Linked DNA regions of Mus musculus: regions 1 and 2 are each linked to region 3. A link is a loop called in an ENCODE intact Hi-C map of the cell type or tissue named here. Cell type or tissue: left cerebral cortex. All regions are shown on one strand. Links, peaks and the distances in the headings refer to the core of each region. The heading gives the core; the rest is flanking DNA.

Evidence for each region. Hi-C counts contacts between places; a loop is a spot of excess contacts. Peaks named below come from ENCODE experiments on the same cell type or tissue, not always from the same donor. Only the 100,000 strongest peaks of a DNase experiment are listed, where the experiment ranks them.
Region 1: it touches region 3 in a loop (3-fold over the local background); 2 of 42 quality-filtered maps call a loop at or near these places.
Region 2: it touches region 3 in a loop (5-fold over the local background); 4 of 42 quality-filtered maps call a loop at or near these places.

What each region holds. Positions count from the first base shown.
Region 1 is chr3:80,243,296-80,251,647 of GRCm38, forward strand. No RefSeq gene overlaps it. Among named protein-coding and RNA genes, the nearest start is that of Gm36569, 360 kb to the left of the region's middle. In left cerebral cortex, for the core only: no CTCF peak of the experiment used is centred there; DNase peaks (open chromatin) are centred at 4,331, 5,479 and 6,884; H3K27ac peaks cover 2,582 bases.
Region 2 is chr3:80,079,621-80,087,972 of GRCm38, forward strand. No RefSeq gene overlaps it. Among named protein-coding and RNA genes, the nearest start is that of Gm36569, 200 kb to the left of the region's middle. In left cerebral cortex, for the core only: a CTCF peak has its summit at 347 (motif pointing right); DNase peaks (open chromatin) are centred at 391, 1,162, 1,685, 3,683 and 3 more places; H3K4me3 peaks cover 718 bases; H3K27ac peaks cover 4,880 bases.
Region 3 is chr3:80,156,288-80,164,639 of GRCm38, forward strand. No RefSeq gene overlaps it. Among named protein-coding and RNA genes, the nearest start is that of Gm36569, 270 kb to the left of the region's middle. In left cerebral cortex, for the core only: no CTCF peak of the experiment used is centred there; DNase peaks (open chromatin) are centred at 1,926, 3,272, 4,345 and 5,492; H3K27ac peaks cover 2,784 bases.

The DNA.
Region 1 (8,352 bases), core at 168-8,167, 87 kb after region 3:
ACTCATACAATATGTACTCACTGATAAATGGATACTAGCCCAAAACTTAGTATACCCAAGATATAAGATACAATTTGCCAAATGCATGAAACTCTAGTAGAATGAAGACCAAAGTGTGGACACTATGCCCCTCCTTAGAAGTGGGAACAAAACACCCATGGAAGGAGTTACAGAGACAAATTTTGGAGCTGAGACAAAAGGATGGACCATCTAGAGACTGCCTTATCTAGGGATCCACCCCATAATCATCTTCCAAACGCTGACACCAATGCATACACTAGCAAGATTTTGCTGAAAGGACCCAGAGGTAGCTGTCTCTTGTGAGACTATGCCGGGTCCTAGCAAACACAGAAGTGGATGCTCACAGTCAGCTATTGGATGGATCACAGGGCCCCCAATGGAAGAGCTAGAGAAAGTATCCAAGGAGCTAAAGGGATCTGCAACCCTATAGGTGCAACAACATTATGAACTAACCAGTACCCTGGAGCTCTTGACTCTAGCTACATATATATCAAAAGATGGCCTAGTCGGCCATCACTGGAAAGAGAGTCCCATCGGACACACAAACTTTATATGCCCCAGTACAGGGGAACGCCAGGGCCAAAAAAATGAGAATGGGTGGGTAGGGAAGTGGGGGGGAGGGTATGAGGGACATTTGGGATAGCATTGGAAATGTCATTGAGGAAAATACGTAATAAATAAAAAAAATAATTTGGAAAAAAAAAGAAATTGAAGGAAGAGAATAAAATTCTTTGGTTCACTGTGAACAGAGCAAATACCACACTGCAATTAAGTATGGTTTATGTGAGATCAGAATACCTAGCTTCTTTTCTGATTTTGACTACATCAGCTAGCATTCTTGGAGGGCTTCATCCTCTCAGGCTATGCATTTAAACCAGAACAATGATACGAAAGATCTCTGCTCATCCTGATCTTCTGGGGTTCTGGCAACTGTCCACATGGAGGATGACAGTGGGAAACAGAAAATGGGCGCATCCTGCGTCACCTTTCCTGAAGGATTATGAGGACAGCAGTAATGACAAAAGTGACTTTGCCTTTCTCCCTGCAATGACTTTCCAGCTGGGACTGGGTTATAACTCATGTTCAGTCACTGGGTGCACACTCATTACCCTATTGTCTACGCTGGGCGACTGGGGCTTCCATATGCTGCTAGTCTCCTTTCTGACTTGAAAAAAATACTCACCATTGACTCTAAATAGCAAAATAAATATGTTTGATGCCATATTCCTATTATCCCTCCATTTACCTCTTACAGCCCTTGGAAATTAGTGAAAAATACATTCTTGGATTTGCTATAAAATTTTACTTTTTAAAATGTCTCATTTGGTTACATTTAAATTTTCTTTTCTGTTTGTTTGGCCCTTCCTTCCTTCCTTCCTTCCTTCCTTCCTTCCTTCCTTCCTTCCTTCCTTCCTTCCTTCCCTCCCTCCCTCCCTCCCTCCCTCCCTCCCTCCCTCCCTCCCTCCCTCCCTCCCTCTTTCCCTTCCTTCTTTTCTTTTTCTTTCTGGTTCTGGTAGTAAGCTCCATGGGTCAGTCATACTTGTAGATAATGTTTTTGAACAGACGTTGTGTTGGTTGATGATTAACTGAAGTAGATAACTTAAAAGGCAGAAAGTGGGTTTTTTTTTTTTTTTTTTGGCTCATGGTTTGGAGGTGCCAGTATGGAGGGTAGAAAGAAAGACATTAACCCTGAAAAATCCTGACTTTTGATAGTGAGAGTGGCAGCCATTGTGGGAGGCCAGTGGCATGAAACTAAGAAAACCAAAATGATGTAGGAATTGGGGTAAGAAACTAGAGAAAGATTTGGTTTTCCTCTCAGCTCCCTCAGAGTAAAACTGATAAATTGTGTAAGTTAGAGACACACAACAGAGTTTCTTTCTTTCTTTCTTTCTTTCTTTCTTTCTTTCTTTCTTTCTTTCTTTCTTTCTTTCTTTCCTTCTTTCTTGCTATAAATATTTTAATTGAAAATACAACAAAATTCTTGTATTCAAGGCATTTATATTTAAGGCAAAAACATACAAAAATGTGAATAGTATATATTATATACTATTGATAAAATGAAATACTAGCTATGATAACAAACATATAGTAAAAGAGAACTTGGTAATTAATTAAGAGCTCCAAAGAACAATGTTCCAACTGGACTATAAAAATGCTCTTATCAGAAAGTATTTATCACAGTCCTGACAAAGGAAGTCCATTTTAGAGACTAAAAAGTTAAACTTATATTTCACAACAGAGTTTCACATTCATATATTTTATGGTGATTATCAAGTCACTGAGCACAGTTACTCATTACTTAGATCTGTTTTATTTTGTGGTTTGATCAGTTAAAAATCTACTCTTTAAGTGAACTTCAGCTAGTCAATAAAATACTGCAAACAATACTCGCTATTTTGTAAATTAGGTTCCCTTTGTAGCTGATAGTTTGCCCTTAGTCAACCAGTACGAACTGAATGGCCAAGATTACCCCATGCCCTATGAGAAATCAGGTAAAATGAACCCAAAACAGATTCCCAAATGATAAAATGATGAACCCAGGACTGAATATGAGAGATTAGAGTTTGAGGAGAGACATAAGATACAGTTGAAACAAAAAGAAAATTATTAAAATGTCCTTGAAAAACTCAAATAAAGAGTAGAAAAGGAAAACATGGCTAAGTGACAGATAATTGATAGAACTGAGGCTGTGAAATGGGTGAAGCCTAGGTGACAAATCTGCGGCAGGAGATTTTCGGAATGAGACAGGATACACCTCTGTCTTCACTCACAGTGTTAAGAGTTCATTTAGTCATGTCACTAACAACCACAAGATAATGACAGCTCATAAATAAAAGCCCATCCTAACAAGAATGATCAAAGAGGTGGTACTCATAGCCACAAACTACTTCCTCTGAAGCCTAGAAGCCTCTCCATTATCAGTTGCTTGGATGTGAGCAATTTCAGGATTTTAAACATTCATTGCACATTATTAACTATAATAAAAACCTCACAGAACTTCTATATTATCTGTATTCATTGGCACAGTATAGATTTTAAATGAAAAATCAACCCTTAGAATATCCAACATAAAGAGCTAGAAGGACCAAGGCTATCTGAATATGAGAGAGAGAGAGAGAGAGAGAGAGAGAGAGAGAGAGAGAGAGAGAGAGAGAGAATGTATTTATTTTGAGGTCAAATTATTTTACACTCTCTCCTTCCATATTGTTTGCAGCCTTGAAATACCTTACTCTTTCAAGAATATATGGAGTCAGAAGGGAAGCCCACACACTATTCCTCTATATGATCTACTTGTTTGGCATAAAGAATGAGTGGCCTAGAGATGAAAGGACTAAAGTATAGACAAATAGGTGAAGAAAGACAGACACACATACAGTGATTTTTGTGTTTTCATTTTTCCACTATCTATAGAGTATGGTCTGTTATAGATATCACAAGCTGTTACTGAGTTCAGTTTTCAGTTTCTGAAGAAAAATTTAGACATGATATGGAGAGGTGATTAGCCTTGTGTGGGTGGTCTGTTAATGAAGGCAGGGCAGGCTATGATTGGGTAGTGTGATGTGAAAGGCGGGCTGCTATTGGCTGAGACTTAGCTACTCATAAGAATATATTCTTGTGCTTGAGACTGAGTTTAGTCAGTAAAGGGTTGATATTGAGTGCTTAAGAATCTGAGTTCCAGCATGGGAAAACATATAAAAAAGTCACTTGTGGCAGTGTGTGCTTGTAACTCAGTGCTGGGGAAGCCAAGACAGATGTATCCAGTTCTCTGGCCAGCTAGCTTAGCCTTGTTGGCCAGCTTCGGTCCAATGAGTGCCCCTGTGTCAAAAACCAAGGTAGGCAGTGCATGAAAAGTGACACCTAAATTTGCCCTCTGGCCTCAACACTACATACACACATGTGAGTGTACACTATCACATATTTGAAACGCACACATGCACACACACAGACACACACAATGACACACACACACACACACACACACACACACACACCAATTCTGTGTCAGGCTGCAGTTTACTTACATACTCACTTAGGTTGCAGTTTGTAAAACAGAAACTCAAAAGGTCTGGAGTCAGCTCAGGCCAAATTTAGTTTAATTTAATGCCACCCTACCACTTCTTGGAATTCTTTTCCTGATAGATTTCATCACATTCTCTCTTCTTATTTTCATCAGATAAGTGGTATTTCTTGTGTATTTCAGTGGGGGGCGGGGAATGCAGTGTCTTATATTTGTTAGGAGATTCTATCAGCTCTTGTTTAAGAGGACTGTCTTTTCTCACCACTGCAATGGTAGCCTAGGCAATCCTACCTGAGCTGTTCTTAATGTGACTCCCACTGGCTTTCTTGCTTGCCATGTTTTTGTATGCTCAAGCCCCACCTGCTTGGACTGCATCTCTTCTCCACATTAATGCTCCTTTCTAATTCTCATTCTCTCTCTCTCTCTCTCTCTCTCTCTCTCTTTTCTCCAGGAACAAACAAACAAAATGAAACTGCATTCGGATCTGCTGGTGTAGCTTATCAAGACTCTTCTGGGTTTCCACACTTGGATGTTAGTCTTTTGTGGGGTGATAATTTTCCATTTGCACTTCTCTTTTGTCTCCTTTCCCAAGCGTGAGAACCTGCATGGCTTAAGCTTTGCTCCTCTCAACACTTTGGCTGCACTCGTCAGCACAGAGATGTGTGACACATAATGAAACACTAAATGTCTCTTATTGCCAGGGTCCACACCGAAGCGGGCAATTTGGTTTATTGATTTTAAATGTTCCTAAAAACATAATAGATTGTTTTGTTTGTTGTTGATGATCTTTGTTAAACTTCCAGGGAATAAGCTACAATATTGTCAACTGTGGCAATCAACAATAGCAATACAATCTCTACCTAGCAGATAGAGATTGATAGATCAAGAAAATTTGTTATTACCATGGAACATTTGTTTGCATTTAGGGAAAATGTTTTCTATAACATAGATTTTTATATAATTATGATTTTTAATTCATAATTCTATGTGTAATTGTAATTTCTATTTTTTTCTAGAGATTTATGGTGTATTAAAGCCTACACATCCCACTCCAAGAGGCTCTGCATGGTTTTCATAAGGTGCAATTTCTCTTTAATTAACACCAAGAGCTACCTGCACTTTAGAATTGATTCATGATTAATCAGTCATATTTTCTAAAAGGCATTCATTTTGATTAGATGGTAGGAAAATTAGCCTGGGATAATTCTTATTTCATTAGATGTGCTCTCTCCTTGTGTTGCCGAAGCTCACTATTTTGGATCCCTAAAGCGATTCCCACTTCGGTTCATATTACTTTTCTTTAATGAAAATTAATACTTTTTTCCCCACTGCCTACTGCTGAGCTAATTTTATTGCAGATGATGTTTGTCGGTTTCCTTCTATTTTTATCCCACTGGAGAGTGACTCATTGTCTTTCATTTAAAAGCACCGTGTTTTCATTATGTTCCAGAGAAGCCTGTGCAGATGGGTAAGAAGCACCCTTTGAAATCCACATCCTGGTGCCAAGACGTGGCTAACGTTTTACAGGCTTGTCAACTCCAAATTCCTCTTCCTGTTGGATAGGAAGTCTATGCTGTGGATTCTAATGCTAAGTAATTGGACACTTATTAAATTGTATTTAGGGGTTGGCATCATTAGAGTTGAAGAGTCTGGGATTCTGTTTCCATGACCTGTGTGTGGTGCTTTTGCGCTGAGCTTTCGTTAGCATCATTAAATACAAATCTAATTATAATATAAGCGATCTGATTGCCGTAATGGAGACTGGGGCATAATTTTCTTTGTAAATTGATGAGCTATATAAATCAGCCATCCAAAGGGATACCCAGGAACAGACCCGAGAACACACTGAGATGTTGCCATTAAAGTTCATCTTTTTTTCTTTTCAAAATTATTTGGAATTCAGATTATGTTTATATTCAATGTCCTTTTCTATAAAAATGTTTTTGATAGTCTTGTAAATTCCTAAAAAAATTAATCAAACAAAAAACAAAGAAAAATTCCTAAAAAAAATTAATCAAACAAACAAACAAACAAAAAACTTTGCTGAGGTGTTGATACAAATTTTTATAAAATTTTGTACCATTATGTGAGGAATTTCATCTGTGATTATTAAACTTTTACATTAACTTATGTAGGTGGCTTTGTGGTGATAAGCATTTGTAGAAGTGATAATTATTTGATTTAAAACAAAATGTTATCATCAGTGGGTGTGTATGCATGCAACCTCTCTCTCTCTCTCTCTCTCTCTCTCACTCTCTCTCTCTCTCTTTCTCTCTCTCTCCCTTCCTCTTTCACAGACACACACACAGACAGACACAGACAGACACACAGACATACACACACAGACACAAAGGCACACACAGACACACACAGACACACACAGACACACACACACACACAGAGACACACACAGACACACACACACACCCCTCATTTGATTAATTGTAGATCTTAGACTAAAGGGTAAAGCCTCCCAGAGAAGTAAACATTTTGCTTTAGGCCTGGCTTACAGAAATCATCCCTGAATTTCTATTTGCATGTTTGTCTCATGGACAGCCAGTTCAAGGAGGCATGTCTACTCTGCTGGAATTCCTGCCCTCACTTCAATAGGGGCCAACTCCTTACACTGCTGCAGTTTAAAGAAGTTCTTTTAACATGAATAAATTATCACATTTGTCCGTGCTCCTGTCTTATCTTTTAGTATCTTTGACTCCATCTGGGGCCTGCAGCCCTCTGCTTGTTGTTGTTGGGGCTGTGTATCTAGTGTTGAGAGTGTTGATCCAACCCTCTCGCTATGGATACATTCTGTGGGCACTCTGTATCTTAGCTTGGCTAAGAATCTGTAGCTTGTAGGTGGCTTGGAATTAGAGCTGAGTCATTCTGCAGATTCTGGGTGTGGGATCTGTTTTGCTGCAGAAAAGCATAGTGGTGCCTTTGTGCTGGATCAGGTAGGTATAGTGTTGGGTTTCCAATTCACAAAGGCGCATTTTGGTCCATGCCTTCACATCAGGGCAGAGGCTATGTGGCTGTGCAGTCAATAGGGTCTCCCTTCTGTAAGTGTCATAGGTAATTTCTTCCTTGGCAATAGAATTTGACCTCGTAGGTGACTCTTGATAACTCATTTCAGAGTCTGTAGCTGTATCTCTTTTATAGAGCATACAGCTAGCTGTAGATCACTTCTGTAGATGAACTAGAGTGACCTTTGTCCCATCCGGTAAAAACCCTGATCAACGTAAGTCAGTGTTAGATGATACTTACAATATATTTGGACTCTACATACTTTGGGGAATATTTCTCAGAAGTGCAAAGAGAAAGGGAAAAAGGAGAACTTCTTTTCTTTTCCTTTTTTTTTTTAAACATGGGCAGAAATGACATGAATTAAATGTGCTGTTTTTACTTACTCTATATGCTAACACAGTGATATGACATTTTGTGTCAAAGGAAGTCAAAAGAAAGCAGCCCGGGGAAGAGCTAAATGACCACACTAGTCATATGCACATGTGTGCGAACCTTTACATATGTGTATGCAAGCATAACAATAACAGTTAAAGAAGAGACCAGAGATTTGGGAGGTGGGTACAGGAGTGGTCAAGGGACAGAGGGAGAGGGTCAGAGTGATCTAGCAACAGAGGTCATGTATGAAGGTTCTAACATAAATTATTAAATTAAAATAGAAAACCATCACAAGTGAAAAGTTTTCACTCGTTTTAGTTGATAAAATGAGTTTTAAACTGGGCACAGCAATTTCCTACGTGCCTAAGAGATTGGGGTAAATAGTATAGTCTGGAAACAAATGCAGACCCCAAACGGAGGAAAACATTAAAAATTAAGTGCTTCAGTCACAGGCGGACCATGAGCCTGTAGCCCAGACTTGTGGGCATGCTTCAGAGGTCGCAGTTCTCTCTCCAACAGCTTCAGAGTGAACCCCAGAAAGAGACTGCGGCTGCTCATATTGATGGTTTCAGGAAGCAAGCTCCAGATCACTAACAGAGGTTTGCAATGGTGCATTTGACAAGGGCTTCACACGTTTCTGCTGTCTGTGTCAGCGTTCTCCAGTGGCCACTAGCGTACGTACGGCATATTTGTTACATGTTACCAGTTCTCTGCATACTGCCACATTTTTTTTTAGGATATTATCGACATATCTTTGGTGTCTGGAAGATTCTCCTTTGCACCATCCGCTTCAGTCTTTGAAGAAATTCTACTCAAGTGTTGCTTCCGTCGGGGGTTACAAGCATAGCATGGTCTTCAGTGCTTTCTAATTCTTTGTTTGTGACTGAACACTGAAGTGTGTATTTCATGTTGTCTTCCCT
Region 2 (8,352 bases), core at 168-8,167, 77 kb before region 3:
AGGTTTACCAAGTACATCAGTCTCTGACTTGGTCCAATTTAGCTTGTGGATTTAGCATGCCGATTAAATCTGAGGAGAGAATTTAGTTACCAAGTTTTTCTTTTCGAATCATTTCGAATTTTAAGTATACACATTTTGCAAGTCCTTCTTTTACAGACAGCTTTAGGTTGGATGCTGAAGGAGAGAGAGGATAACAGAAACGAGAAAAAGCTAAAGGGATGTGTAAGGAATAGAAGAAGGCTAAAAAGCTGAAGAACGGCAGAGAGGTTAGTGAGAGGGGAAAAAAAAAACAAAAAAACAAAAAAACAGAGAGTACGGAGTACAGGCTCTGCGCCACTAGAGGGCAGGGCAGCACTGGGTAGAACGCCATCTTTAGCAAGTTCTTCCCCCTCTAAAAAGAAACCTGGGGCTGAAAATGAGAAAGGGAAGAGGGAAGGCATGGAGGAAATTAGGAACGAAGGGAGTGCAGTTGGGTGTAAGACAAGTTTCTTTTCAGATTCAAGCACGAGAGCAAGAGGAAGAGAGGAAGGATCATTTTTCTGTACCCTGACAAGACTTAAAGTGAATGTTTCCCAGCACCTGAAAGGCAGGGACTGAAAGACTACCATTTGTTGCTCACCTAAGGATTTTCCCCCTCTTCTTCCCGGAAATGCTCAATCTTAACAATAGATCTTTCCAAGAACTGTCTGGGAAGTATAAATAGCTGGCTGCAGCTACAGTTTGAGATTTTGACGTTGCTGTCTATTTCTTCTGCTTCTGGTTTTTACAGAGGATTTTTTTTTTTCTCCCAAGTCTCCGTCCGACGCAGCCAACTGAAACAATGTTTTTTTTCCTTTTTCTTTTTTCCCTAGACAAGTAATTTAAAGACCTAACATTTTCCTCTACAGGGAGGGCGTCGACAATAGCAACTCATTGTTTTTAAGTGATTTCATTTAAATCCACATAAAACAAGATGAAGTACGTCACAATGACCCCCTCCTCTTTTTAAGGTTATAACCTATTTTAATGACTGCTTTGATATACGTCGCATGGCATCTTAAAAATTCAGAAACGGATGTCTCTGAATTTAGATTTAGAATCAAGATATGCAGCTTTTAGTACAACATGCTTTTGAGAGAATTGTAAAGATGGCGTCTTGTTAGGGCTTAACAAGAGACGAGCTAAAAAGGCTCCACTGTTCAGTGGAAATAGCTTGCTCCCATCTTCAGTATCTAAAAACTGCGTGTGTGTTTTATTCAATCATTACTTAAAAATTAAGACACTGTTGGGGACCAGAGATAAAATGTGTCTGGAATGTTTTTGGTGAATGTTTCAAGACTGAGAGAAAGTCCTTTTAGAAAGGAATTTGACTATAGGTGGCTCTTGCTTTAAATAGTAGCTGTACCCTCTGAAACATATCTGTCAATTGATTTTTTTCTAAATGGAATTATGTTTTTTTATTGACTCATGAAAATTTCAGAAGTGCTTTTTATTATTTTCCAGTGATATCTACATTTAGCTTTGAGGTTTTTCTTCCTTGCAAGTAAACAATATGAAAACATTCCCAGAAGCGCAATGTTTGTAAAATGTAGGCCTCGGTTTCAGTTGTCTGCAAACAGTTTCTCTGTTCTTTATGTGTTTCAGTCAGGGATTGAATTTTTGGGCAAAGCTAAGCCATTGCTGTGTGTAAACATAGGTCTTGGTTATCGTAGCATTCAGACTGCTCTCAGGCCACTTTTAAAGACACATAAGCCATCATTTCCAGGCCTCACTTCCAGTCTTCAGTGTGATGTAACAGCTGTCTCTTGTTTAGTAGAGGAAATGTCTGAGAGGAAAAACAGTTCCCGAGTTATCCTGTCTACAGACAGCTCTTCCACTATCATTTCCTCATTAGCTGAGAAGCGTGGCAGCATGACTTTGTCGGGAAAGAACAACGATGCTCTTTTCCTGCGACCAGGGAATTTAGAGCTGGGGAAGACGCTTCTTCAAGGCTACCAGGTTTGTTTTAAATTCATAAAATAACCCATTCCCTAAAAGAAGAATGGTAGAATGTCAAAGCTGTTCAGTAAAACACAACTATTTAAACCAAGTGTCAGGTGGGTAGTTAGTTACTCTGGAGACTTTTCTCCCAAAAGAATTTGGAATACACTAACACTAGGTATGAAAAAAGTAAATAAACAAAGAATGAGAAATATATCTTTCATCACGTTTACATGCAGATAAAATCAACTTAAGCACAGAACATGGATAATTTGTAAATGTCAATTTCTTTAAAAAGTGAATCTAAATTTTATGAATTTAAAAATTTGTCACATAGCTTGTGTGTACTACCCCTAGATTAAAATGGCCAAATGTTGACTACAGTCATCATAGAACCAAAGCTGAGCCAATTAGGATTTACCAGTCTTCTTTCTTTCTTCATACAACTGTCTCAGCATGGTAGTAAAGGTTCTTCATCCCAGCTAAGAAGGTAGGGGCATATGGAACTCTGTGAGTTCAAGATCTGCCTGTGTCTACACAGTGAGTTCCAGGACAGACAGGGCTACCTAGTGAAACTCTATCTCAAAAGACAAAAAACAAAATAAAACAACAACAAAAAAATTCAAAGATTGTGTTTTGTGAGAGATTCCCAATAAATTAACACAGCCAAAATTGAGGAGTTATTGTTTAAATTTATTTGAGAGGCTACTAGTAAGATATTAATTTTACTATCATTACTTCTGTTATTATTTCTATGGATAAAACATGCTTGTTATTTCACTTGACATGTTTTCTGGTTCCACAGGAAGATGCAGACAATGGAGTACAGATACATAATACCCCACTGTATATCTACAACATATTCTCTATCCATTCACCTGGCTGGTTCTACATCCAGGTTATGACATGTATGCACCTTTCCTTACTCTGGTTTCATTTCCTTTGAAGAGATGCTCCAAAGTGAGATAGCTGGGTCATATAGCAGTCCTATATTGAGTTTTATTTGTAAAGAACTTCTATATTATTCTCTATAATTGTCATACTATAATTCACATTGGTGTTAATCTGACCAAGAATTAATATTCAGCATGTAAAAGAAACCCCTACTCCCCAAATAACCCTTAAACCTACATAACAATTAAAAATGGGAAAATGTTCTGGGCAGAAACTTCATAACAGGAAAGAGGAAATACAAATAATAATTTTCTTCCTAGCTCGTGAGTAACAGACAGATTAATTAAATTATCCATGTTAACACAGCTAATTAGCAGAGAAGCAAGGAGTCTAACCTCTGTGAGGTCACCGGAACCCTCTGGTGCGCACCATTTTTGGAGAGTTACTGACCCAGAGTGTATGCTTTCAGCAAGATGGCACCAGGGATATTCATTAGAACGTCGATCAAATTTGATTGAGCCATTGCCTTACTTTCACACCCTCAGCCCCCTCCCCCCCAGGCCCATAATTTAATTTGCATTTTGCAATTGTATTTGTCATTGAGTCTAATTAAAATTTTTCCAAGATTTCTCACATTTGCCAATTTTGAGAAATGCTTTGGCATTTTCAATGAGACACTTTCAAAACAGCTTTTAATAGAAGAAAAAGGGAATGCTTTTTAGCATGTACTGACTGAGAAATACTGGAAGGGAGAGAGCATTTCTTTTAGTCCAACCATGAATCAGGCACAGAGCTGCAGCCAGGTCTTTCAGACTATCTGAGACACTGACTCACGTGTGATATCATGACTTGAGCTCTTCCATCGTTTAACCAAATTGTGTGGCCCTCAAAGGTCAACATGATGAAATCACTCATTCAGAAACTCCTTGTCAAGAACCCACAGCATTACGCAATTCAGTTATTTTGTATAGGTATCTAAAGAAGAGTTGAAAGTAGGAGTTGCTTGATCATAACATTGATTTTTTTCTCTAAGTCAGTTTTGGGGTAGGGATGATTATCTGTTTACTTTCATTTCGTATGGAACAATTGGATAAAGAACTGGGATTGACATAAACCATTGAAGGTCAGTGAGAAGAAAGCAGTGGGTAAATAAATATAATACATACCATTAAGTATTTAGAAACATTGTCTTTATCAACTACCGTAACAGGAAACAGTGTTCTTGTCTGCAGCCAGCTCAGGATATGTTTGTGTCACAGCCACAGAGACTGTGAAGGTATTGACAACTGCTGTCATCTCTCTGGGCCAGACTGTGGCTATTTTGTTATGTATGTCTCTCTTTTGGTCTAATACTCTGTTCTATTGTTTTCATTTCAATTAATATACATATACATACATACACATACATATATATACATATAATATATAAATGTATATTTATATATGATGATTCAAGGTGATATTTGAAACAATGAAGTTCAACCTTTTCTCTAGTCACACACCCTTTCCGACCTCTGTCAATATTCTACATACAGCTTTACAAGTTTTACTTTTCAAATGTGGGGAGAATGTACAGAAATATGTACAGAGAATGTACATATTTCTGTGTCGGACTAACCACGCAACATATTATCCTATAGATCTATCCATGTTGCTCCAAATGGCAGGCTTTCCTTCTTTGTAGATGAAAAATATTCTATTGAGTAAATACACACCAAGTCCTTTGTATCTATTCAAAATTCTGCTGGTTGGCACACTGATTCCATATCTTATTGGCATATCTCTTGATCTTGTTGTTTCTTCTCCATAGGGCTGTTTCACAAGCCTCATCAATAGGGATGCAGTCAGGGAACAGATGGTGGCGCATCCCACTTTACTCCCACTTCTTGAGGTTTTTTTTTAAGGCTCCAGTTAGCACTCACGTTTCACTGGAGTTTAAAAGTGGGAGGAGGACTAAGCTGATGATAAAGCACAGAAGAATTTATTCACCCGCTTCAGCCTCCACAGTGCCTTGATTCTGAAGACCAGAAAGAAGTCACAGATAGGAAATGAAATCTCATTTTTCATGCATCTTAAGTGTCAACCCTTGTAGCAGCAAGGACAGGGAGAGATGGTGTAGTAGAAAGGGCAGGGAGAGAAGGGCCTCAGTGAGTCAGTTCGTTTTCACAAATTTCTAAATTAAAAACATTTCCTCAACCCCAGGGCATACTCACCTGTTCCTCTTGGGAAAATATAATCTTGGCTTGTCTATTGTCTCACCTTCCACTGCTGACCTTGGAGACTCCAGATGCTATTATATATATAATTCTGGCTGCCCATCTACTACTTCTGGTGCAGCTAGGATCCAAGGAAGCCCTGCACCAATGACTCCTGGATGCTGTGTACTGTTTGTGACACCTGCAGGGACATCCTACAAAACTTCCTTGACCTGACTTCTCATCCCAGCGCTGAGATCAAGTGCATGCATTTAACTCAGGGGAAGCTACTAAGCAGCTTTGGGCCTTTGGGCATTATTGTGGCACTGATATTTATCCAAAGCCTAGTCTTCTATCACTTGCCTGAAATTTAGATACTCAATAGTTAATGCTTTTAGTATTCCATTAGCCATAAGTAGCACACGCATGTCCACACACACATACACACCATGCTATCATGCTTCATTTGATAAATGAAAAAAAAAAACCCCAAAATTTAGCAAATAGTTAACTAAGTCAATGATTAGTTTTAAAGAGTGCTGGGAACGCATGTAATAGAAGACAACGGAAAACCTAGGGCAACAGTGTTAATCAGAGAGGAGTCTACAAATATGCAGTGAGCAATTGTCACCCAAGCCTCCACAAAGAACCTTGCGTTTTATCACTTTTTGCTGTCACCATAGCTGTCAATTTCAAAAGTCCACAAAGTAGCAAGACAAAAGTAATAAGGAGCAGAAGTTGCTAGGACACAGCTCTAAGTGCACACGACATTTGGAACAGGGAGAGAAGCATCCATTGTAGTTCTTCAGTGTGTATAGCCTCAGTTCTGACACCTCCGGTGTGTTGTAGCCAATAACTCTAGGTCCTACACCTAGGATATTTACTCAAACTAACACCAGGATTATGCTGATCTGCATGATTAGAAAAGGCCTGAAGAAAATGACAGCTAGTTGCAAAAAGATTTATGAGACCTCATTCCAAAATTCACTGTAGATTCAGTGTTTGGTTGGAACGACTCCTTGCCACTGCACAAGCCAAGCTGGGAAACTCATCTGCCCTCCCCCACGCCCCAGAGACAAGTCCCCCACCTGCACAGAGAAAACTCCAGGCTAGCATGTCATCACTCCTGGTCTCTGAGTTTCAGGCAACCCACCCAAGAGTGCCTACCCTGGGGCTTAGGTTTTGATCATGTAGGGACACAATCCCAGCTCCTAGCTGACTCCTCTCCTAAGCTCTATGAAACTCCCTTGCTTTAGCCCAGGTATGCAACTCCACTGACCTCCACTGGTAAGATTGGTGAGTTCACCCAAAAGCTGCCTCCTAGCAAACCTGCTTTTATCTACTCTTAGTCTGGTCAAATATGACCTATATCTGCATCACCGAGGAAGAGAAATAGTCTATTAGTTAGGACAATGCTAAAATTCAGGTGAAGGGCAGCATAAACGCTGGTTTGCTGTTGTGCAGCACAGTGGTTGTACAGCCTTCTTCATGCTCTATCAGAGGTTTTCAGGGCACAGAAGGTGTCAGATTTCTGGCAGAGGTTGAATAGGAAACACATAGTCACCCTCCTCCCATGTTTGGCAGTCATTAATTATAATTGCCTGGCTTTCTAAATCTGTTATAGAAATTCTGAATAAGTTAGATGACATGAAATAGTTAAAGTGGGAATCCTTTGGCACAATGAGGTCTAAGTGGGCTGAGCATCATTGAAGATGTCATACCTGCTTCTGGGAAAATAATGAAGACGTAAGAACTATTTATAAGAGTTCATCATGATGAACATTACTGAGTAATAGAGTATAGATTTAACAACATGCAAACAGAATGTTGTATAAAAAATATAGTGAAATGCCACTCAAAGTATTTACCAATTGTTAAAAAAAACAACACACTTATTTTCAGAGAGCACCACGGACATTCCAGAGACACCCACAAACACGTTCTGACTTACGTTAGGGGATGTCAGTAAAGGCAGGGGGCACCAAAGCATGTCATGAGCTGACATATATTCTTTTATATCTTGACCCTTAGATATTTTCTCCCCATTTGGCTCAAGGATTCAAGGATTCCAGTGTCTGCAAAGGAGCTTATCTACAAGGTGCTTTAAAAAAATCACAATCTACTGTAAGACACAGTATTAAATAAATGAAACAAAACAACCACAACTCACCAACTAAAAGTTTTATTTGGTAAGTTACCCCCCCCCCCCACCAGGCAACTTACCAACTAAAAAAAGAAATGGGCTGAAATGGTTAGAAAAATAACATATTACTTATTTGATTGATTGGTCAAAAAAGTTAAGAAAAAGCAAAATTGTCTGTTTGCTATCCTAATGGTATAATGCACACGGAAAGAAAGACCGATGAGTGTATTGACTGTGCCTTTTTTATTGATACACACTGAGTACCAATTTACTTCATAATGGCTTAGAGCAACTGTCTGCTGCCTGAGAACTAAGAACTTGCTGGACATGGTTAGCACTGTCCTCCACTTCTGGGAGCTTTACAAGTTGAATCTAGTGGTGGTCAATGTAGAAGTGTAAGAGGAAGGCTTGACTGAGGGTGACTTCATTTTGTGCTTACTTTTATGGCTGTTGGTAAGATGGTAGTTCTGGGGGACAGTAAGACTTAGTATCTATGTTGTTGAGGACCCCTGCACATTCCCTTTTTGAGGTGGCTATTCCAACATGGATGTTCACCTCAAAGCAGAAGTCATTGAGTCACAGACAGGGTAGTCAGCCATCTTTATAATACTCTATTACTATTTTATATAGAGCAGAGGTGGGGGCCACACAAAAGCATGGATGCCATGAGGTGACAGGATGTTTTGGGAGTCATCTAAAGAGCTACTTTCTATGCCTTCCATTTTTATTTTCTGTGATTTTCACTCTTTCTGTTTCCTGGTTTATTCACACAACAGAGACTTATCAGAAACAGAATGAAACAGGCCATATCATTCCCACTAAGAAGTAAACAACACTATTTTTCTGCTCTAAAATGTGCCTTCACTCTACAAACAATGAAGTTGTAGAAAATACATAGTTAATACTGGAAAATACAGAGTGGAATGGATTGTCACAATGACACAAAAAGCAAAATAGGATGCATATGATCTGGCACTAAAGTTTTAGCAGATATTATTGCCCTTCTGACATTTTAGCTTTGCTTATGCATGTTTTAGAGCACTGAGAAAAAATGACTGCTTACAAAGCTCTATGTGCTTTGTATTAATTGCCTGTCATCCTTTAAGAAATGCAGCATATTTCTCAAAGCTGCTTATTCTTCTGGTTTTGTTATTGTGTGTG
Region 3 (8,352 bases), core at 102-8,101:
CCTGAGATCTAATCCGCCAGTCTCAGCCCAGTTGTGGTCTGTCTTTTCTCCTTGATTCCACCCCAATGGATCACAAAGACCCTCTCTTCCAACTTTCCTTTACCAAGTCATCCCAACTATCAAGCATCCAACACCAGCAGGTAGGCATACTGTGTACATAAACCAGTTGAACAGGACAGGATCACAAGAAATTCACAGCTGTCATGCTCTAAGAAAATCCAGAGGTCACAGAAACCAAGGAACAAATATCCACCTAACAAAGATAAACCCAGAAATAGGCACCTAGACCTTTAGTTATCACAAACCCAGACACCCGGACACCTGTGCAAAAACACAGTTAATAAAAGCCAGGGTAATATATCTTCACTAAAACTCAGCTATCTTACAACAGCATGCCCTGAATCATATTTCAACCACAAGAAAAAGACCTTAAAACAACCTTTATGAATATGATGGAAGTGCTTAAAAAGGAAATTAATAAATCCTTTAAAGAAATCCAGGAAAACACAAACAAAGGTGTAAGGAAATTAAAAAAACCATTCAAGACATGAAGTTAGAAATAGAATCAATAAAGAATACACAAATTAAGAGAATTCTGGAAATGAAAAAAAAATAGCAATTCAATCAGGAACCATAGCAACAAGCTTTAACAGAATACAGGAGATGGGAAAGAGACTCTCAGGTCTTAAAGATAAAATAGAAGAAATAGATACATCAGTCAAAGAAAATGTTAAATCTAAAACATTTCTGACACAACACATCCAGGAACTCTGGGACACTGAAAAATCAAACCAAAGAATAATAGGTATAGATAGAGGGAGGTAAAAGAAACTCTGATCAAAGGCTCAGAAAATGTTTTCAGCAAAATCACAGAAGAACATTTTGCTAACCTAAAGAAGATGTCCATAAAGATACAGTAAGCATACAGAACACCAAATAGATTAGACTGAGATACAAAGTCCACTTTCTGCATAATAATAATAACATTAAATGTAAAGAACAACAAAAAAGAGAGAACTACATATTACCAAATAATGTACAAGAGCAGCCCTATTAGAATTATATTTGACTTCTCAATGGAGACTCTAAAAGCCAGAAGTGCCCAGACAGATATCTTTCAGACTTAGAGTCCACAGATGCCAGCCCATACTACTATACCCAGAAAAAACGTTCAATCACTATAGATGGAGAAAATAAGATATTCCACAATAAACTGAATTTTAAACACTATCTATGTATAATTTTTATGAGACTCTTGCCTGTTAGAACGAGTAGGTCTCTGACATCTGTGGATCGAGCTAGAAAAAAAAATCATTGAGTGTGAAGTAACTGACACCCCAACAGATAAATAAGGCATACTATCCCTTATCTGTTGATGTTAACCCCTTTATTGGGATGCTATAATCTGCATAACAATGGAGGTTAGGTATAAAATAAAGGATGGGGGTGAGGGCGCAGTTTTCCAAAAAGGAAGAAATTGAATATGTAGTAATGGAGAATAATTGGAGCAGACTGAAACAGGAGAATTAAATACAGTTGTTGAGGGGAAATGGAGCTAAGAGAGGGAATAGAGGGGGAGGTAATTAACATTAAGGGGCACTAAGGGTCACATGGAAACCTACTTCTATAAAAGTTTTTAAAATATATACATATATGAGAGGAATTGGTAAGCAGCATCTAACATGGAAGAAATATGTCATTTCCTCCTTTTCCTCGCAAACATGTCCAGTTATCAAAAACTCAAAATAAGTTCTCTTCATAAAAATATAAAAACATTTATACCCACTGTCACTACATTTTCTTCTCTGAACTGCAATGAGAAGTTCAATTTTATAGAGTCCTTCCTATGCCTCATGAGAGAAGGAATCACTCTGGAAAGCAGGTGAAGGGATACCCGGCATAAGCGGCACATGCTGCTGTGCCCCCACACTCCTCTGATCTTCTAAGAGCGTGCCATATACTAACTCATCTAGCAACTTCAGCACAACTGTGAGGAAGTTATTTCCATCCTACCAATAGGTGAAGTGTTCAGACATAGAAAGTTTAAGAGGTTGTTTCAGCTCATAGAATTTCTACCATGCACACTTGATATCAGAACGAATGCCAGTTTTTACCACAAAGGATATGTCTCTATTCTGTCTGTCTATCTGTCTGTCTAATTGTGTGCATGTGCACATGGTGTGTGTGTGTGTGTGTGTGTGTGTGTGTGAGAGAGAGAGAGAGAGAGAGAGAGAGAGAGAGAGAGAGAGAGAGAGAGAGGTGCTTTGGGATGTGGATGAGCCCAAGCCATGATGTGGGTGTAGAGATCAGAGGAAACTGTTAGTAGCTGGTTCTCTCTTTTCACCATGTAAATTCCAGGAATCAACCTCAGGTTTTCAGGCTTGTGCAATGAGTACTTTCACCCATTGGACCATTTTGCAGGCCATTTGTACATTAATGCAGGACAGTTATTCTTGAAAAACAACAATAAAAGACCGAGTTTTGTCTGGCTTCTTCAACTGACTCACTGGAGGTAATTTCTATTCTGTAACCCAAATCAAGGAAACCCATGAATAATTTCTTTCTATCCACATCATAGTTATGAACATTGAAATGATGCTACCAACAGAGAAAATTCTGGACACCTATGGATGAAATACTTTTGACTGTTTAGCTGATTATGAGTCTGTACATACATAGGGTCTGAAATAACTCCAGTCAGAGGAAAATTACCATAGACCATTAATACATTTCCTACAATTCACAAGAACACAAATATTAAAAATATAAGGTAGAAACTGACTGAAAAAGATGCTCAACATTAAGTTATGTCCTCTGCATGTACATGTACATGTGTGTTAACATTTCACCTCCAAACCCATGCATGCACACACACACACACACACACACACACACACACACACACACACACACAGAGAGAGAGAGAGAGAGAGAGAGAGAGAGATGTACACTCACACAGAAAATAAAAGCAAATCTGGAACTCTGTATCATGAAATATTCACAGTCAAATAAGCAATATTTAATCCCTGGATCATGTAAGAGGAAGAAAATATTTCCTCCATGTATAGAAATAGAGACAGAAGTGAAGATGTGATGCCTTTGGCAGACAAGAACATGAGAGCATGAGAACTTACATCACAAATATGCTCCATCTGCTAAGGTAGAGGAGAGGCAAAAAGAGAAGTGAAGAATACAAATCACCTTTTTAAAAACTAAAAACAACAAACCAAACCAATCCAAACAAACAAACCAATGCAACCAACCCCCCACCCAACTAACCCATCAACCATCTACCCAACCAACCAACCACCCAACCAACCAAACAAGCCAACCAGGGTCTGAAATAAAGTGTAACTGGATTGAATTGACGGCTATTAGTGCAGAAAGAGAAAACAGTTTTGAATGTGTTTTACATTCATGACAGGCTGGAGTGAAACTCAGAGGGAAAGCATATACAGGGCCATGGGCTAAGTCTCTTGCAACACCTTCTCTCTGCTCTCAAATAAAAAGGACAGAGAAAAACAAATGTAAAACCTAATGGTCAGACCTCCATCACCTTCTGGGGAGAAAAAAAAAACCCTCATAAAAATACTCTAGGCTTTTGAGAAGAAGTGGGAAGAGTGGGACTTTCAACAAACAATTTTTAAATTTGATGAAAGGGACAAATCTACTGATGTGATGTGAGGCTCAGAGAGTTTCAAGCATAAGCAATACACAGGCAAGAATATCAACATCAATTTCCTGACCAGTAATTAAAAAAAATCTTAAAAGCAGTGAGAGAGAGAGAGAGTTAAAATTATTATAGATGAGTACAAATAAGGCCAAGAGAGGATTATGTGCAGGCAGGTAAGCCAGAAAATAAGGGTGGCAACTCATTACAATCATGGGAAAAATCTTTAGATATAAGCATGAAAAAATCTTCCCCAAATTAAGAGGGAAGAAGGAGAATCTTGAAATTTTTTGAAAGAGTTGCAAGTATAATTTTTAAATAATATTTCCATTATCTAGACATTGAAATGAATTATTGTGTCATAAGGAATCTGATACCAGATGGAAACTTAGTTCCATAAAAAAATAAATATAGAACTCTAAAAGTAGTTAAAATGAGATGAACTTGAAAGTTATTTCATGGTTTCCTGTGCTTCCAAGGATAGAAGATGTTAAAGGCAAAAACAGGAGCTACGCATTTGGGGGTTACAGAATACGAAAAAGCAAAATTTATAACTATAAAGAGAATAACAAATGCAAATTAAAACCACACTGTGACACTTTCACACCCACTGGAATGGCTAAAATTGAAAGTACTGTCTTAATCCAGCAAAGATAAAGGAACACATCAAGATAGCTGTACAGCCCTGTGTGACTCTGTTACATAAGATGGTGGCACCCACAGACAGTAGAGATAGATTTTATCTCACTTACTATGAGAATAACCTTGGGAAATTGGAACAGAAAGCATGAGATTTCTCATCAGTAGAATGAGGGTAAAATAGAACGTATGTGGTGCTGGAGAGTTGGCTCAGTGTTCAAGAGTACTTGCTGAGCAATCATAAGTATCTGAGTTCAGATCCTAGCACCCACATAAAAAGCTGGGTATGGTCACAAATGCCTGTAATGATAGTGTGGAGGAAAGCAGAAGCAGGAAGATTCTTGGGAATTGATAGCAATCAATCCAGGCTCACTGAGAGACTCTGTCTCAATGAAGGAGGTCAAGAGTGATCTGGTAGGTACCCAATTGCCCTGCTGGCTCTGTACCATGCCTTCAGATGTGCATACATACACATATGGGCACACTATACATCCCTCCCTACCTACCTACATACACACACATACACACTATACCCACACACATATGTATATAAAGAAGAACTTTCTAGATGCACATATGATATTATGTTAATTATATTCATTATCAACTGAGGAAGTTTAAATTACAACTTCCTGATAATATATATATATATATATATATATATATATATATATATACACATATACACACACACACACACACACATATATATATATATATATATATATATATATATATATATTCATTTTTTCACAAGTTTTCTGATCCTAATGTTGCTCTTAAACAATCTTTACTGAGTCAGTAACGTATTCTATTATGGGAACAGTAAAATTCATTTCTCTATGTTTATTGACATCTTCTAAGACATATATGTGTGTGTGTGTGTATAAAATTTGTAGCATTTAAGATTAGTAATATTCAAATATATGCTGTGAGAATTTGTTGGGAATTAGTTCTAATGCTTTGTCTTAATTCGGCTCCCAAAAGCCGCACTTCCAGACCTGAGGATTTCTGCCCTCAGCTGGCTTTGATTGGTAATAAAGAACTGCCATACAACCAATGGCTGGGCAGGGAGATGGAGGCAGGACTTTTAGATAGCATGGGCAAGGGACTGAGGGGAGAGGGAAAAAAGAGGAGAACTTCCATGTCAGGGAAGAAAAGAGAGCAGACTTAAAGGTTTGATGCCATGTAAGAATCCAGGAAAATGGCCCTAGGGGGTCACTTCCTCGATTGTGTATGGGGTAGCAGAGATAAAATGTAGATTTTAAAAGCTGTTAACTCAGGAATACCAGAGGGGAGTGTGTGCTAGGCGTGGGGAGGTTTAGAGGTGCCCAACCATTGAGCTAGTCAAGGCATATCAAAATTGGCTGGCATGTGTGTCTTGCATTCCCAAATCCAGAGTTCTTGAGCGGGAGCATTGGGAGCCTAAAGCAGATTAACTACTTGACTGCTACAAGAATTAGAAACACAGGTTTCAGTATGTGGACTTACTCAACTTTTGGATTCTAGCATTATAGGCAACAGAGAATTACAATGTGGGATTGAGTTTCGTATTAAGTTCTCATATTTATTTTTTACTATTCAAATTAAGAGTTGATAATCATTTAAAATCAAACAACTTATTTGGCATCACCAAAATAAAAAGGTAAATGTTGAGGAAGTTGATACATAAAGACTTGCATATAATTGTTAATGGCTTTATTTTGATGCCTGTCGACACATACACAGCTTCATTTTGTTTTAAACTTGGTCAAGCAGTATATAATGTGAAAATTTTTAGCCAGAGGTTGAAGAAGGAAGTGTCAGACCAATACTGAAGACTGGAGAGGCATACCTCTGTGATAAGGGGACAAGCTCTTTCTTGATAAACTTCTAGTTTTCATTGACAACTGCTGGTCCAATATTCCATTTGGAAAAGCTGTGGGATTCTTCCACAGTAACAAGGGCCCCATGTGGTTAAAGGCCTTTAGAATATATATTAAGTTTCCAAATGCTTTGGCAATACCTTCCTCCTAACCACAACTTTATGGAATCTAACCTAATTACTGGTCTAGACACTGAGATAGAACAGGATTCATTGCCTGTGCTATTTCAGCTCACTGTGCCCCGTCTCCTTCTCTGCTGGGCTTTCTATTTTATGGTTTCCAGGAACTGTGAAGAGTGAGGTCATCCCTGGGCCAGGAACTTCCAGTGGAGGGTGAGAGACATATGATGGCCTTACAACTATTCTCTCCAATTCTATATTGGGGGTTATAGGAAAAATGTTTGTGCTTCTAAACATACTTTTAGTGAGAAGAAGTTTATGAATCTTTTTATTTCTTCATATGATTCATGATTACATGACCATAAATAAAATGAAAAATATAGAGAGAACTATTAAGATATTACACAAATCTACAGGAATAAGGGTCCTGAATGACAAGGTGCTAGAACTGGAGATGAGAAGACACCGAAAACAAATAGCTGTGACCAGGAGGCCTTGCATAAGTTGATGGCCTATGCAAACAAGTTTATTAAGCAGCACACACAGCTTCTTATATACTATTTGCAGGGGGAAAACGGCCAAGGTCAGCAGAAAGTCAAATCAGACAACGTTGGAATCAGACAATGTTGGTCGAGAGAACACAGGATACCTAACACACAGCTGCATTAGTAATGATAACCACAGCCCAGGGGAAAAGTTGGATTCATAGAAACGGCAACCTTGACTCCTTTCTACTGGCTTCAGTCCCAGACTTGAACTTACCCACTCTGCTCCTGATCTAATATTTCCTTTGTCCTTTCATCAGGGTCTCTGAGAAAACCTTGGATCTATCTGGCATCCAGCAAATATCACATTGAAGTTTCCATTATTATGAGAAAAATAATAAGTCAATTAGTATAGTCAAGTCCTGAGTACAGGAGCATGAAAGCTAAGGCTTCCCAGAATGGTGCTGGGGAAACAGCTCAGCCTGTAAAGCGCTTGCTGGATAAGCCAGATGACCTGAATTTGGTTCTCAGAATCCACATTAAAGGGGGAAAATAAAAAGGCTGGGTGTGGTGATATGTGCTTATAAGCCCAACATTGAGAAGTAGAGATGTGGAGCTCATTGGTCAGCCAGGCTAGCATACTTGGTTTGCTCGAAATGAGTCACAAACAAGTCAGATGGTTCCTGGGGAATGATACCTAGACTTGCTTTCTGGTCTCCAGATGAATAAATACACACACATAAAGACTTGCATGCATGGCACTGGAGAATATGTGTGCGCGAGCGCGTGCACACACACACACACACACACACACACACACACACACACACACACACACACCATTCCTTCTATGTCTGAAAATGGTGGCAGTTGTTTTATAGCTTTTCCAGAGACCAATGGTCAGGGTTAAAGCTCTTACAGAGTAAAGACCGAAACATCCTTCACTACATTTCATCAAGGCATACCAGTTCTCAATCTTTCATACATGGTCTCCCTGTTCAAAAATCACGATAGAGGATATATCAAGTCCTATCATAGAGAAAGTAAATATGAAAATGTATAATTCAAACATGTGAGATTATGTGTGGGCAGCATAGCACAAAAGCAAAAGCCCTGACTCCGAAATTGAAGTATTCTTTCACAGCGTTGTTGGTATTTGGTTCAGGGTTATATGGTCCAACACAGGGATGATAGGCAATATATTTTAAGCCTACCATTAGAATTTTGTAAACAATAAACTGCCATTTACAAATACTTCTTTAAAATACAAGATACATATTTTAGAGAAATATTAAAGGGTATAAATAAAAAATATTTTTATAGAAGGCTTTCTAAAATACGTGTCCTTGTTGCCTCTTAGTGAATGGTTCTGCATCCCATCTAGTTTGGGATGGAAACCCTATCTAATACTTTGCCCATTTCTACATTGGGAATATTTTGAGAGGTTATACATTGAGGTTCTGCTACTCCAGCATGTGAAGATGGGCAACTTTGTCCATCTTTGAAACTATTAATCTATTCTGGATTAACAAGTCATCTAGATTTTTGGTATCTTATTAATAGACATGAAAATG